Regions from separate parts of the Mus musculus genome. Here region 1 is linked to region 2. A link is a loop called in an ENCODE intact Hi-C map of the cell type or tissue named here. Cell type or tissue: heart. All regions are shown on one strand. Each heading gives the region's core, and the rest is flanking DNA. Links, peaks and the distances in the headings are about the cores only.

What was found. Peaks named below come from ENCODE experiments on the same cell type or tissue, not always from the same donor. Only the 100,000 strongest peaks of a DNase experiment are listed, where the experiment ranks them.
Region 1: it touches region 2 in a loop (7-fold over the local background); 5 of 42 quality-filtered maps call a loop at or near these places.

The regions. Positions count from the first base shown.
Region 1 is chr16:13,156,561-13,164,016 of GRCm38, forward strand. It overlaps Gm32596 (a long non-coding RNA gene), which reads right to left and starts at 2,735. Exons shown (of 3, transcript XR_384684.2): 1 at 2,646-2,735; 2 at 2,446-2,537. In heart, for the core only: CTCF peaks have their summits at 1,793 (motif pointing left), 3,757, 3,960 and 5,793 (motif pointing right); DNase peaks (open chromatin) are centred at 3,121 and 3,841; H3K4me3 peaks cover 1,173 bases; H3K27ac peaks cover 1,906 bases.
Region 2 is chr16:13,437,274-13,444,729 of GRCm38, forward strand. It overlaps Gm41421 (a long non-coding RNA gene), which reads left to right. Exons shown (of 2, transcript XR_875921.2): 1 at 1-155; 2 at 301-2,928. n-TTcgt5 (a tRNA gene) reads left to right here and starts at 50; the gene lies at 50-121. In heart, for the core only: CTCF peaks have their summits at 856 and 3,393 (motif pointing left); DNase peaks (open chromatin) are centred at 798, 1,028 and 3,438; H3K4me3 peaks cover 500 bases; H3K27ac peaks cover 826 bases.

The sequences.
Region 1 (7,456 bases), core at 1,116-6,115, 280 kb before region 2:
AAATAGATTTTACCAGAAAAGAAATTCCTCCAGTTACATAATAATCAAAACACCAAATGCACTAAACAAAGAAAGAATATTAAAAGCAGTAAGAGAAAAAGGTCAAGTAACATATAAAGGCAGACTTATCAGAATTACACCAGACTTCTCACCAGAGACTATGAAGGCTAGAAGATCATACATCTATGGGCAGATGTCATACAGACCCTAAGAGAACACAAATGCCAGCCCAGGCTGCTATACCCAGAAAAACTCAGTTACTGTAGACAGAGAAACCAAGATATTCCATGACAAAACCAAATTTACACAATATCTTTCCTAAAATTCATCCCTTAAAAGGATAATAGATGGCAAACACCAACACGAGGAGGGAAACTACACCCTAGAGAAAACATGAAAGTAATCTTTCAACAAACCCAAAAGAAGATAGCCACACAAACATAATTCCACCTCTAACAACAAAAATAACAGGAAGCAATAATCACTATTTCTTAATATCTCTTAACACTAATCGACTCAAGTCCCTAAAAAAGACATAGACTAACAGACTGGATACGTAAATAGGACTCAACATTTTGCTGCATGCAGGAAACCCACCTCAGTGATAAAGACAGACACTACCTCAGAGTAAATGGCTGAAAACAATTTTCCAAGCAAATGGTCCCAAGAAACAAGCTGGAGTAGCCATTCTAATATCGAATACAATCAACTTTCAACCTAAAGTTATCAAAAAGGACAAGGAAGGACACTTCATACTGGTTGTCTTAGTCAGGGTTTCTATTCCTGCACAAACATCATGACCAAGAAGCAAGTTGGGGAGGAAAGGGTTTATTTTGCCTCCAGAATCTGTCAGCGAGAGAGTAGCTCTTGATTAGTCAGGGACTGGCTCCCTGTGCAGCTTTATCTCTGGGCAGAGCTGCACGCAGCGGCTGCTGAGGAGAGAGCATGGGAAGTGTGACAGGGCAAGTCTGTTTCTGATGTGTCACAGTCCAGGTCATAAGCCTCACTCAGTCCTGCAGCAAAGAGAATTCAAAGGCAGAAAAGGCCACAGGAGAGATGAAAGGGCTCCAGAGATCAGAGGAGGAAGTTACACCCACACAGGGGCATCCACGGCATCCACGCGGGGCCAGCCAACCCAGAGCAACTGAGCTGGGAAATGGCTATGCTTTCTGGCTACCCTGCAAGAGTGGGAGGTGGGACAGAAGCCATGTCCAGAATCACTGTAACAGCCCCAGCAATGGGAAATGAGGGTCACAACTGAATTGAGGCTTCAGAAATGGAAAAAAAGGGACATAAACTGAAGAAGCATCACGCGCTGGGGAGGGAAGCTTGCTCTACAAGAGATGTCCTGAGTTCAAATCCCAAGTACCCACGTAAGAAGTCAGGCAATATACAGCACAGAGGTGAAGCTCAGTGACAGGTGCCACCTCAGGCATTGAGAGCACAGGAGAAGACACCTGATGATGTCCTGCTCTGTGACCTCACATGTGCATGTGCACGCACACGCGCACACGCAGTCTGTGCAGCAAAATGCCTAGGGAAAGACTAAATCTAAGTGATGTCCAGTTTTAAGCCTGGACTCAAGAGATGATAAGAATATCTAACAAAATTAAAGCAAGTCTGGAAAGGGTCTTTTTCCCCCCAGGGGAAAGATAGCTCTAAATTAATTATTTGATTGTAAGTCAGAGACAGGAGACAGTGTATTATGGAGATGTAGTAGATGCTGGCATTAAAGCAATGCTGAGGGCCTCTGAGGAACAATAGAACTTTAGAAAATGGCTCCATCTAGAGGAGGTGGAGAAACGGAACCAGCTAGCACCTGTGATGTACCTAGTCAGCAGGGAGTGCTGGTCAGCTTACACTGCAACCAGAGAAGGTCACTGTGGGTGACAGGTGTGGAGAATCCAGGGGGGACAGCCTGGGAGGCTGTGAAGCTGGAAAGGGTGAAGGCCAGGAAGAGTCAAGTCAGCTAGCATCAGAGAGAAGGTAGTCTCGCTAGCAGGTGACCAAGATGAATGAAGGCGGAGCAGAGCTGACTAAAGGAAAGAAGATGCTGGACCACTGAGATGGTTCAGTGGGTAAGGATGCTTTCAGGTAAGTCTGATGGCCTGAATTCAGTCACCATGCCCCACATGGTAGAAGGGAAGAAGTAGCTCCTACAAGTTGTTCTCTAAACCCCACATGTACACCATGGCTTGAACTCAATGATACAAGCACGCACAGACATGCACACACACACACACGCACACGCACACGCACGCACACACACGCACGCACGCACACGCACGCGCACGCACGCGCACACACACACACCACTGAATAAATGTGTTGAGAATGGGGTTGGGAAGAGGAAAAATAAAGATGGATTTTGCTTTTCTAGCTTGTCACACCTACAGAAAACCTGTCTGGGTTGCCATCATTTATGTTCTCGTGTTTACCCCTAACCTGGGAGGGAAGTGTCAAGCCCCAGGAAATCACAGCGAGCTCCTTTCTTCTTCCTGCTGCTTTGTAACAGCATTGCTGTTTGGCTCTGTGGTCTGTGGGTGTTGGAAGATAACAAAGGATCAGCCTAGAGCCCCTTTACATACGTAACCCAGCTTCAGAGGCTTATTATTATTACTTAAAACCTCCTTCCAAAAACTTACGAAATCAAAATGTGTGCTGGTTACTGTCACCTGGAGCTGAAAGTCGACATTCAGCAGCTTGGAGAGGATTGTTATTTTGGTGGTGCTGAGAGCACTGTAACTGGGGCAGCTGGGTTGCTATGGTGACTGGGTCTCAAAACAGAGCCCTGTGCTTCGACACATCCACACAGCAGATGAATCTCAGGTTGACATGGCCGTGACACTCATCCTAGTTGAAGCATCCACAAACTCCCATCAGGACCCGTGGAAGGGAAATTTGGGATCAGGGCCCCCAAAGCACTGGTTAAGAAGTTGCAGCTTGGGCTTTTTTAAGCTGGGTCTTCTCAGTCCTCACGGTCCTGAAAACCTCTGGCTCACAGCCTAAAGCTCTCCCTTAGGGGAGGCTGATAGCTTGGGGAAGGTTCATCCCGGAAGCGAGTATGATTAATTGCTCCAGTGCTGACAGAGGCTGAAAACTTGAGACTCAGACCACATTCTTGTCACTAATAGATGAGATGAGGGTGGGGCAAATGAGTGTGGGACTGTACTGAGGATCCAGCTGCTGCTCTGTGGCTTCCTGCCTGGAGCAGCACCCAATAGGTCACTGCACACCCACGGTTATCGCAACACTATTAGCAAGAGCCAGGGTCTGCCATCAGCCCCATTAGTGTATTGTGACAAGAAGACTTGGGTCAGTTCAGAGAGATGGGTGGAACTGTAGACAGTCAAGGGGTTTTTTTTTTTGTGGGGGGGGGGGATTTTTTTTTTTTTAAAGAAGCCGGCCTGAGACAAATATTACTTTTTGTCTCATTGAGGAATCTGGACTTCTTTTTTTAAAAAAGAATTAATTAAACTATAAATATATGTGGCATGGCAGTAGATGAGGAAGAAGACCTGCGGCAGGGAAAAGGAGAGACAGACACAAGAAGGCAATTGAGAGTGACTGTGAGCAAAGGATTATGATATGTATGAAAACGACGTGATGAAACCCAGCATTTTCACTGACTAAAACAAAGCGAACAGAAATGTGCAGGTACTTTTGCGGCGAGGGTGGGCGGGAACCGACACTGCCTTTGGGGTGTGCTCCAAGCAAACCTCCGCGCCCACGCTGTCCTTCCGGGTCTCGACAGTAGGGGTCCCCGTTGAGTCGCGCGTCTTACACTACGCTGTGGTACTGGACTAAGGACGGAGACGCTTTGAATAGGGAGTATCTGCCTCTGCTGGTTCTTGCCTAAGCATGACATGGGAAAGCAGGGAAGGCGGGGTGGGGGTGGGGAAGATTCCTGACTTGCAGCATGACTCATGAACAAACGGAGAGAATAGTCGCTGCTTCTCATCGGAGCCCCAGCACGCCCCGGGACAAGCCTGAGTCAGACCAGAAGTCCGGAGTCTGGTCGGTCAGAGAGCATTTTCCCCCTTGAGGGAGAAATATATTTAGGGGAAGTGGTATGAATTTCTTAAGATTGCCGGAAACCCCACGTTAAACCCTAGGCTTCTAGAAGTCGAATCCGTCAAAACCAAGAAGCTTCCCGATTGAAGATAAAAATTGGCCACCTCCGCAAAGACACCAAGAATAGGTAAAAATAGATAGATAAATAAATAAATAAATAAATAAATAAATAAAAATTAAAAAATAAAAAGGTTTGTGACCTTAGTGGCAGCGGTTCTACGACACACGCACCCAAAACCAGCAGCCGTGCCTACCTGTGTGCACCTTACAGCATAGAAACCCGACCAGTGATTTTTGTTCCAATTGTACTGGTTTTGTTTTTGAGACAACCCAAGCTAGTGTCAAAGGCAAAATCTCCCTACAGCAGCCTCCTGAGTGCTAAGATAAAAGTGAACTGCCACACTAAACTTTAATGTTCGTTTGTTTGTTTGTTTGTTTTTAAAGAAGAAATATAGTTAGCCAAGCCTGATGACACAGACCTGCAATTCCAGCCACTAAGGAAAAATGAAAAGTAACTGGGCTGTAAAGTAAGTTTAGGGCCAACCTGGGCAACTTGGTGAGACTATCCCGAAAGGAAAGGTAAAGAGGGTTGTGAATATGTAACTTAGGAAGTGCTTTCTTGGCATGCCATGACCCAGTGGTTCAGATAGACGACAGACAGGCAGACAGACACTTTAGTGGAGGAAAAAAAAACCAGCTGTCCAACACTATATTCGTTGTGATCTCCTGGGGGCTCCTTACTTGTCCATGTCTAAGGATTTGTTACTTATATTTAGTGAAGACACATAAAAAGACCAGTGTAAAGGGACCACACCACAGAGGGCTGAGTGTCACACCTTGCCCTCCAGAGTGTCTGCCACTGCAAGCGCCACTCACTTCTACTACTCAGCGGCCTGTTCACAGGCCTGGAGGGAGTGGAAGCCAGGGGATCAGGTGAGCAAGGATTGGCAATGGCTCAGGAGAAGACGTGGGTAGAAACCTTAGGTAGCAATGGAAAACCGAGGCACCTTGAGTTGTACCCCGCCCCCTCCCCACCCCAGGCAGCCACAGGACAGAGAAGCCCATTCTTGAGCCAGTGAAAGCAAGTTGAGTCAAGTCTACAGCCTGAGTGCACTTGAGGGCTGCTGTCACCTGTGCTTGCAAAACACACGCATGAAATTACTAAACACTTGGAGGTGTGTACACCAGCAAGCTGATTAAATTAGGGGGAAATGAGCACATGTACACTTAAAATGGAAAAAAAAAGGCATCTAGTCAGGTGGAGTTAATCAAAAGTATACAGCCTCAGAGGCAGGGTGGCCCAGATTTATTTTTCATGTAAATATCTTTGATTGGAAAAATATGAGCATGTTTCTACACATGGCCTTGCTTATGAGCTTCTAAAAACTATGTAGGGCTTTTCTGACTTCTAAAACACCCTCAATAGATAGTAAAGAGACTTTTCCCTTTTTTCTAAATAGATATTTTCTTGGGGACACCTGCTCTGCTGGCTAACCTGAGACGGGGCTTTCCTGCTTTCATTTGACGGCTCACCTTACCCCAAAGGCTTGATTATTTCCTTCATCTCCCCATCTTTTCCTCCCCCTCTCCCAATTCTCATGCAGCCCCTATCTGTTCCTATGGCTGTCTTTTAACATATATGCACATTTAGAAAAAAGACTCAATTTATTTTTAATCATGCATATGTGTATCTATGTGGGGATATGTGAGTATAGGTGCCTAGGAGGCCAGAAGAGGGAGTCAGAGCCCTGAAGGTGAAGTTACAGGAGGTTGTGAGTGCCAAGATATGGATGCTGGGAACCCAAACTCCTTAGCAAGAACAGTGCATGCTTTTAACTTCAGAGACATCTTTAGCCCGATGTAAGTGGCTTGTCTTCAAATCTCTGTCACTGTTGCTCTGTGTGTGTGTGTGTGTGTGTGTGTGTGTGTGTGTGTGTGTGTGTGTGTGGTTTTGTGTATAGTTTTATGTATGTGTCTGTGTCCAGATTTTATACAAACTTTGAAAGTGTGCCCTTGACATAGGAATTAACCTCTCACACAGTGGCTAGCTACATCCTTCATCCCCCAAAACAGCCCCAAATTCGAATTACTCATTGGATTGACATGTGTCATAAAGCATTTCACATTTTTCAGATCTGTTTTTGCAAGTGTTTAGTGTGTGTGTGTGTTTACACCTGTCAGTGGATGCCAGAAGTCAACTTCAAATGTCATTGCTTAGATATTGCTCACCAATTAGGCCTCATTTTACATTTAATTCCTTGTAGGAATAAAAGAGCAAAGATGTGTGTCCTGACTGGTGGGAGAGTAAAGGAGCTGTCCAGGTCTCAGATATCCACTGGTTTCTCTTGTGGGTAGTAGAGAGGGGTTTTAAGATGGAAGGGAATTTTTGTAAAAGAAAAGAAGATTCCCAGGTGTGCTCTTGAAATGTACTCCTCAGAGTTCTGGAAATCATCGTTATGATTTTGTTGGTAGGGGGCTCCAAACTGTCTTTTCTTTTTTAATTTTATTTTTTATGTTTTATTGGTGATTTTCTTTATTTACATTTCAAATGTTTTCTCTTTTCCAGGTTTCCCCTTCAGAAACCCCCTAACCCATCCTCCATCCCCCTGCCTCTATGAGGGTGCTCCCTTGTCCACCCACTCCTATCTTCCTGCTCTGGCATTCCCCTACAATGGAGCATCGCACACCCTCCCAATGATGTCCAACAAGGCCATCCTCTGCCACATATGTGGCCGGAGCCATGGGTCCCTCCATGTGTACTCTTTGGTTGGTGGTCCAGTTCCCGAGACCTCAAGGGAGTCTGGCCAGTTGACAGTGTTGCTCCCTCCGTGGGGCTGTAAACCCCCTCAGCTCCTTCAGTCCCTTCTCCAACTCTTCCATCAGGGACCCCCAGCTCAGTCCAATGGTTGGCTGCAAGCATCTGCCTCTGTATTTGTCAGGCTCTGGCAGAGCCTCTCAGAAGACAGCCATATCAGGCTACTGTCAGCACGCACTTCCCAGCATCCAAATACCATCCAGGTTTGGTGACTGTAGATGGGATGAATTCCCAGGTGGGATAGTCTCTGGATGGCTTTTCTTCACTTTCTCTCCATATTTCCTCCTGTGAGTATTTTGTTTCCCCTTCTAAGAAGCACTGAAGCATCCACACTTTGGTCTTCCTTCTTCTTAGGCTTCATATAGTCTGTGAATTGAGTCTTGGGTATTCTGAACTTTTGGGCTAATATTCACTTATCAGTGAGTGCATGCCATGTGTGTTTTTTTGTGACTGGGTTACCTCACTCAGGATGATACTTTCAAGTTCCATCCATTTGCCTGGGAATTTCCTGAAGTCATTGTTTTTAATAGCTGAGTAGTATTCTATTGTGTAAATGTACCACATTTT
Region 2 (7,456 bases), core at 783-5,782:
ATGGGAGTGGCGCCAGCATAGAAGCTCGCGCGGCCGCCACCTCAACGCAGGCGCGGTGGCCAAGTGGTAAGGCGTCGGTCTCGTAAACCGAAGATCACGGGTTCGAACCCCGTCCGTGCCTGCCCTCTTTCCGTGTGGATTTAAGAATTTTTTAGGTGAGACCCTTTTCAAGAGTGACCATGAAAGGTCCCTCGTCTTGAGCTTTGAGTTGCAATTTTTTCCCAGCACAGCTGTCTGGATAGATTGTTTTCTTTCAGCTTGATTCAAACGAACTCCTTTTCCGCTCCTCTCTCGCTCAAGGTGACGGTGGGTGGTGTAGCCACTGCACCCCGTCGGTCATGGGAGCTTCCACTTCAGGGAGAAGTTTGTGGAATGCACGGGTTGGACAGAGGTCGCAATCTGGAAGGATCACCTGCACATTTGCGGTAAGAGCTTCGCAGCTAAATGGAACCTGGCTGGCTTCAGGGCACTTCACGTTTTTCTGATTGTTAAAATCCAAGGTTACCCGCCGTAAAGAAAGAACCGCTGTTGCCCCACACCGACTCCACACCCGGAGTCAGCTGGAGTCCTTCTAGTTTGCGATTTTTAAAAGGAAATCCGTAGAAGTGGGCATCGCCTTCGAGAAGAGAGGAAACCCTGCCCGGACCTGGAACGATTCTGGTTTGAAAATGTAAGCCTCTGGCGCGGAGCCTCCTTTCGCCCCTAGCTAAAATGGGTCACGTGGTCCAGAGGCAGCGTTGGCGAGAATGCAGCCAGATACTGGCTGCAGAGGTGGCCTCTCCATATGGAGAGGCATGACATGCCTGTCACATTACATCACAGAAGTTTGGTTTGCATTCTCAAAAGAATGCACCAGATGGTGCTCAAAGTGCCTTTGCAGAGGTCACTGTCTGACTCCAACTCCAAGACCAGCGTCTTGTGGAATATGACAAACACCTCGCTCTCGTTTGTGGAAACCTGTCTGAGACTGAAGCAAACCCCGGTGGAGTAACACTCCTGAGAGAACTCGACTCTGCGGGGGTCGGGGTGGGGGACCAATCAAACCAAAGCAGACTCTCCTAACTGGAAGGGAGGAGGGAAGAAAAGAGTTGTGGGCTGGGATGATTGGTCAGATTCCTGGCTGGACAGCAGTGAGTCTCAGGAGTGTGACTTTGGAGGGGTTACAGCACAGCTACTGCACCCCCATCCTCTGGGACAAGGCCTTGTCATTTGGGTTTCTAACAAGCTTCAGGAATAAGGTGTTTCAAGTTCCCAGGCCACATTCTGAAAATCGCTGCCCTGCTGAAAGTCATAGCACAAAGTCATATTGCCAACCCGGGAAGAGAATATGCTATACAAACATGGAAGGTAGTCCTTCTTGCAAAGTAATGACTGGAGGTGCTGGGAACCTGCCTCAGCCAGAAAGTTCTTGCTGGGCAAGTATGAAGACCTGAGTTCAGACTCCCAGCACCTACATTTTCAAGGGAGGGGTTACAGGAGAGGGGGGGCATGATAGTGCAGGTCTGCAATCCTAAAGATAGACTGAGAGAAGGGAGACAAGAGGATCCTTCATCTACCAGTCTAGCTGAATTAAGGAGCTTGTCTCAAACAATAGGCTGTAAGACTGGTAGTGTTGGCCCCAGCATTCAGGAGGCAGAGACAAGTAGATCCCTGAGTTCAAGGCCAGCCTAGTCTACAAATCGAGTTCCAGGACAGCCAGAACTACACAGAAACCCTGTCTCAAAAATAAGTAAGTAAATAAATAAATAAATAACGTTATTAAGGAGACAGGCACCCATGGGGAAGCTGTCGGAAGGGCTGTTTCCATTCGTATCCTGCACACTGTTTGTATTTTCTATAAGATGATGGTGTTGACATGTGAAGTTTATTTTCACGGAATCATACCCACAAAAGGAAGAAGCAGGGTGAGAGAGGAAAGAGAGAAAGGCTGCAAAGATGGCTTCTTAGAACACAGGCAGATGACAGCAGCAGGGTGTAGATTGTCTGAGCATGGAGTTCTCCAGCAGTGTGTGCACTCCTTTTGTTGTATTTGATGCTGTTCTGCTATTCATTTCTTTCTGAAGAGCTACAAAAGAGCAAGTCTCCCATCTTAAAAAAAAAAATGTTTCCACGGCAGGTGTGGTGGTATTTGCCTGTAAAACCAGCACTTTGGGGAGGCTGAGGCAGGAGGATGGGAGTTCAGAGTAAGCCTGGGCTACATGTAAGACCCTATTTTTAAAAAACAATACCATCACAACAAAAACAAACCAGGCCTTCACAAAGCCCCCAAGGTTTCATCACCAACACATACGCACACACATGCACATACACACACAAACACACACACAGAGCGAGAGGAGGAGGAGAATATAAGAGTACAGATTCACTTATGAGGTGTTTTCTGTTTTTAAAACCCTCTTGTGTCTGTGTCTGTACATATGTGTGTGCGCACAAGGGTGAGTGTCAGGTGGCCACCTCTCCTGCTTTCCACTTTATCTGAGGCATGTCTCTCAGTGAACCCGGAGCTCCCTGGCTGTGCTCCACTCTCTTGCCAGCAGTCTTTTGGGACTCACCTGTCCCCCCCACACCGATGCAAGGGTTACCGCCATGCAGTGCATCTCCTCGTACAGAATTTCCCCTGATGCTGGGGATCTGACCTCAGGCCCCTGTCAGCGCAAGCCCTTTACCAACTGAGCCATCTCCCAGAGCTGCTTGTTTGCTTGTTTGCTTGCTTGCTTGTTTGCTTGTTTGTTTGTTTGTTTGTTTGTTTGTTTAGAAGCTTTAAGATTACACAGGAATCAGGTTGAGACTAGTGTGTGGGAGGAGAGTATCATGGAACTGTGAAACCAGTGTGCTATGTGCTATCGGATTGGAAACTAGCGACCCAAAGCCTGAATTCAGTTTGTTTACACTTTGGTGAGTAAAGCTGGCCATGCCGGTGATAACCCAGGCACTTTCTGTTGGTTTATTCCACTTGTGTTCATGCACATATGAAGCCATGTTTGGAGCTAGAGCTCTTACATGGATTTCACGTCGGCAGGTCCCCCTGGAAGCTGCTGCCTTTGTGAAGAATCGCACACAGTTCTTCTTCGGATATGGGGAGGGGAGGGAAGAAGGTGGCTGATACTGGGGCTGGGGGAAGGGTTTGAACTGGACCCCAACATGGGAAATGACCACCAGGGAGAAGATAATTTACATGGCGAGTCTGTGACTTTCTGATAAGAAGAAACTAAATGCTTCTCATAAGCCTCTCTGTTCTTGAATAAACAGTGGTAGCAAAGGGCTTAAAAGGCTTCCTCGAGAAGAAGAAAATGCCTAAGTTCTGGGACAGGAACTAGCAATCTCCTAAGATCAAAGGAAGAACTGTTTGTCAACAGAGACTGCACAGGCACAGCTGCAACAGTGCCACCTCATGGCCGCATAAAGCTAAAGCAATCATGCATTCGACCCTGCCCCATTGGAAAGAGCCTGGATGGACCTGGCCATTTAACTCACTGTGCCTTGGTCTCCTCCTCTGCTGTAAAATCAGAAGGACACACAGTAACTTACTTCCCTCCAGTCTTGGGGGCGGGGATGATTGCAGGGCCTTCGGGGTGCTACGGAAAAATTCTACCATGGAATTACAGACCCCCCTTTTTTATTTATTTTGAGACAGGATCTCAGTAAGTTACCCAGGCCAGATTCTTGATTCTCCTGCCTCAGTGATGGCAGGTTTGCTCCATCACATTTGTCTCTGTCATGGACGACAGTTCTACAAAAGATACTTCATGCCATCACAACTGGTCACAGAAGAAACTACTCAATATCTGGAGAGGTGACAATAGCCACGGTTGGCTCAGGGAAAGTTTTGTTCTGGATTGCTTTAAGATATAGTCTGATGCTATTGTTATAGGGCCTTGGAGATGTGAGTGCCCACTTATTTTTGCTAAACAAGTCCCCCTGAGGTCCAGTGGAGACAGAATTCCACCAAGTTTCACTCTGGGGAACCAACGAGTTTATTGGGTTCCCTTACAGAGCACAGGAGAAGGGTGTGGGTGATCTTCCTTCAAAGTGCTGCACTGCAAAGTCTTTACTCAGCAGAGATAATGGCTTCCCTTAGCCACACAGATGGAGAACCCAGTTATAGGACACTCTTGTATACAACAAGTGGTAGAAAGCAGCTGGAAACTCAGATGAAGTCACTGGGCCTCGCGTTCCTCTGTAAGGGGCTGTACCAGCCAATAAGACCAGGTGATGCGTGTGCCCCAGTACATGGGTGCCCCAGTACTCATACCTACTGGCACACTTGTTTTCACAAGAACAGATCAACTAAAGTTCTAGTATAGTTCCAATTATTCAAGAGCAACTAATGTTAGAGGTTAGCGGGTATAAGTGAACACTCCAAGATGGCTGTTGTTTTGGAAGACACTCTCACAAACAAATACAAATCTCTCTCTCTTTCTCTCTCTCTCTCTCTCTCTCTCTCTCTCTCTCTCTCTCTCTCTCACAGACACACACACACACACACACACACACACACATTAATGCACTGGGGTGTAGCCTCATGCTAGAGTGCTGCTTAGCATAAAGCCCTGGGTTCCACTCCCAGCACCATGTACACATATACACAAACTAACTACACAAATTTAATTAACAATTTGATAACATGGGAATGAAGGAGCGTGCATATACACATTGCCCCCAAACGCTCCCTTGTGCCTCTTTGACATCTACTTACTTGTTTGAGTGTGGCAAGTACTTACCGCATGAAACCCTCCCCCTGGAAGCTCACGGCACACACTGGCTGCTAGGCGTTATGTTGATAGCAGAGCCCCGGCATTAGTTGCTCTTGCTGGAACTTTAGTTGATGCTCTTTCATGTGCGTGTGAAGAACTGTGTCAGTAGGCATGAGTATCAGTGCACACACGGGATTGGGTCTATGGACATCATCGAGTTTGTTTTTGTCTCTGCGACTGTGGAACTGAGGCTGTTTGGGACTCATGTTCCTGCTGCCTGAGCTCCCCAAGGGCTAGGATTACAGAGGTCCATCACCACAGCCAGCATTGGCTCCTCACAAGGTAAAGAAGTCCTTTCTCCACACAAGACACTCTCGTGAATCTGGCTTGTTGATAAGGATAGACCTCCAGGTTGGCGTGAGTGGTGAAGAGAAGCCAACAAAGAGAGGCTGCCGGTCAGGCTCACAGTTTCCTCAAAAAAACCATGTAAAGGGAAAGCACAAAGAGCAAACAGGCGAGGACCCTGGAGAGCAGGTCGCACTCAACCTGCACTCCCATGGACGAGATGCCAATGAAGAAGCTGTGTCCCTGACTCTGACCTTCTAAAAAGGGCAGGCCTGGCCGGTCCCCACCTCCCCACACCCTACCTGGGCTAACATCGATGCTTAGAAAGTGACATTAAAGAATAAAAAAGAAATATGGACGCTTTCATAAGAAAGTGAACAGTCGTACACATTCCTCCCTTCAAGCCAGGAGAGTGTTTCGGCATGAGCAACACTTAAAAGAAGTGTGACAGAGCTTGGAGTGTGCACTAGGGGGCCTTCTGCTGAGTTCACTGCGCTGTGGCTCTTGTGTTTCCCTGACCAGGAGCCCCCTCAGTCAGGGGAGTGTAGATGGGTGACTCAGTGTGGGCAAAACTGAACCAATGAGTCTGGAAGCCTCACTACATGCAAGATCTGCAAGAGACCTCTTTTCTCCTTTCTTTTCCCCTCTTTCTCCTCTGTTTTCCCTCTTCCTCCTCTTCCTCCTCCTGTTCTTCCTCCTCCTCCACCTTCTTTTTATTTTGGTGCAGGATAGTCTCATGTAGCCCAGGCTGGCCTAGAATTCTCTATGTAGAACAGCCACAAACGTCTGGTCGCCCTGCCTCCATCTCTCATGCTGAGGCACTTACAATCATGTATCACCATGCTGGTTTATGTGGCGCTGGGGATGGATCCCAGGGCTTTATACATGCTTGGCAAGCACTCTACCCACAGCCTCAACATGCTCTGCTCCAAATGCCTCTTGCCCAGTGAGGCTGTGGCCCTTTAACTATCAAACCCTTTAGCCAGCTATTAAAAAAAAGAAAGAAAGAAAGAAAGAAAGAAAGAAAGAAAGAAAGAAAGAAAGAAAGAAAGAAAGAGAATAGAAAAGAAATAAAAACAAAAAACCACAAAACTGGACTTTGAAGAAAATATGAAATTTCCTGATTTAAAAATGTTGGCCTCTGAACCAAATGTATTGCTATTATTTTAGATGCTATTTGGGCCAAATGAATACATCCAGGTCATGTGGACCTGTGGGCAAGCTCTAGGCGAAGAAAAACAACAACAAAAACTTCTGAATCTAGCAGGCATTTATTTTTAAGTTGCTGTCTGTGTAAGAGTCAGGCGATGGCTCCAGTGGATTTCAAAGAAGAGTTCTGTTCCCATGGCAAAGTAGACCTTTCATTTCCATTTAGTCCAGACCTTCTTGTATCTTGCTTCCTTGCTCCTCTCCCTGCTCTTCCACTTCTTCCTCTTCCTCTTCCTCAGCTCCTCCTCCTCCTGTTCCTCCCCCTCCTCCACCACCTCCTCCTCCTTTGACTCCTGCTCCTTCTCCTGCTCTTCCACCTCCTCCTTCTCCTCTTCCTCCTCCTCCTGCTCCTGCTCCTTTAGCTCCTCCTACTGCTCCTCCTGCCCCTCCTTGTCCTCCTCCTCCTCCTGTTTTATCTTTTAGACAGGGTCTCACTATCTACCCTGACTAGCCTGGAGCTGGCATGTAGACTAGGCTTGCCTCAAGCTCATAGAGGTCCACCATGCTAAGTCAAACAGCTGGAGCTGCCACAACCACTCCCAGCTCAGTTTCTCGTCTTCCTTCCTTGTTTATTTTTTGTTGTTGTATGTGATGTTCTTTGTGGGTGTGTGGTGGTCTCTGTGTGTGTTCATGTGGGTGCACATGTGTTCATGTAGAGGCTACAGATCACTGCCAGTGTCTTCCTCAATGGCTTCTCACCTTGTATTGAGCCACATCTCTCACTGAAACTGGAGCATGCCCATTAAGTTAGTCTGAAAGGCAAGCCCCAAGGATTCTCTCACCTCTGCCTCCAGAGGTGTTACCTGCCACGCCCTGCTTTCCATGTAGGTGCTGAGGCAAACTAAGGCCTCCATATTGCATAGCAAACACTTTACCAACTGAACCACCTCTTCAGCCCTTGTATGTTTTTGATAGACACGGCATCCTTTGAGAAGAGGTCCTCACAGTGTAGCCAAGGTTAGTCTTGACTCTCCATGCTTCTGTTTCTGCTCCTCACACATTGGGATTACAGGTATATACCAACAAGCCTAGCTTCCTCTAGTGTGTTGACAGACGTTGGCACCGTGTCTAAAACTGTTAAGCATTCAATCTTCTTCCTCCTGGTGTCTCGGGGCAGGTCAGTCAGGTCACTCTTGTTCACCCACCCACATGCAAATGCTGCCTCTGCTTTGGCTCCAGTGGGTTTGGAAGTTGTCTTCATTAGGGTT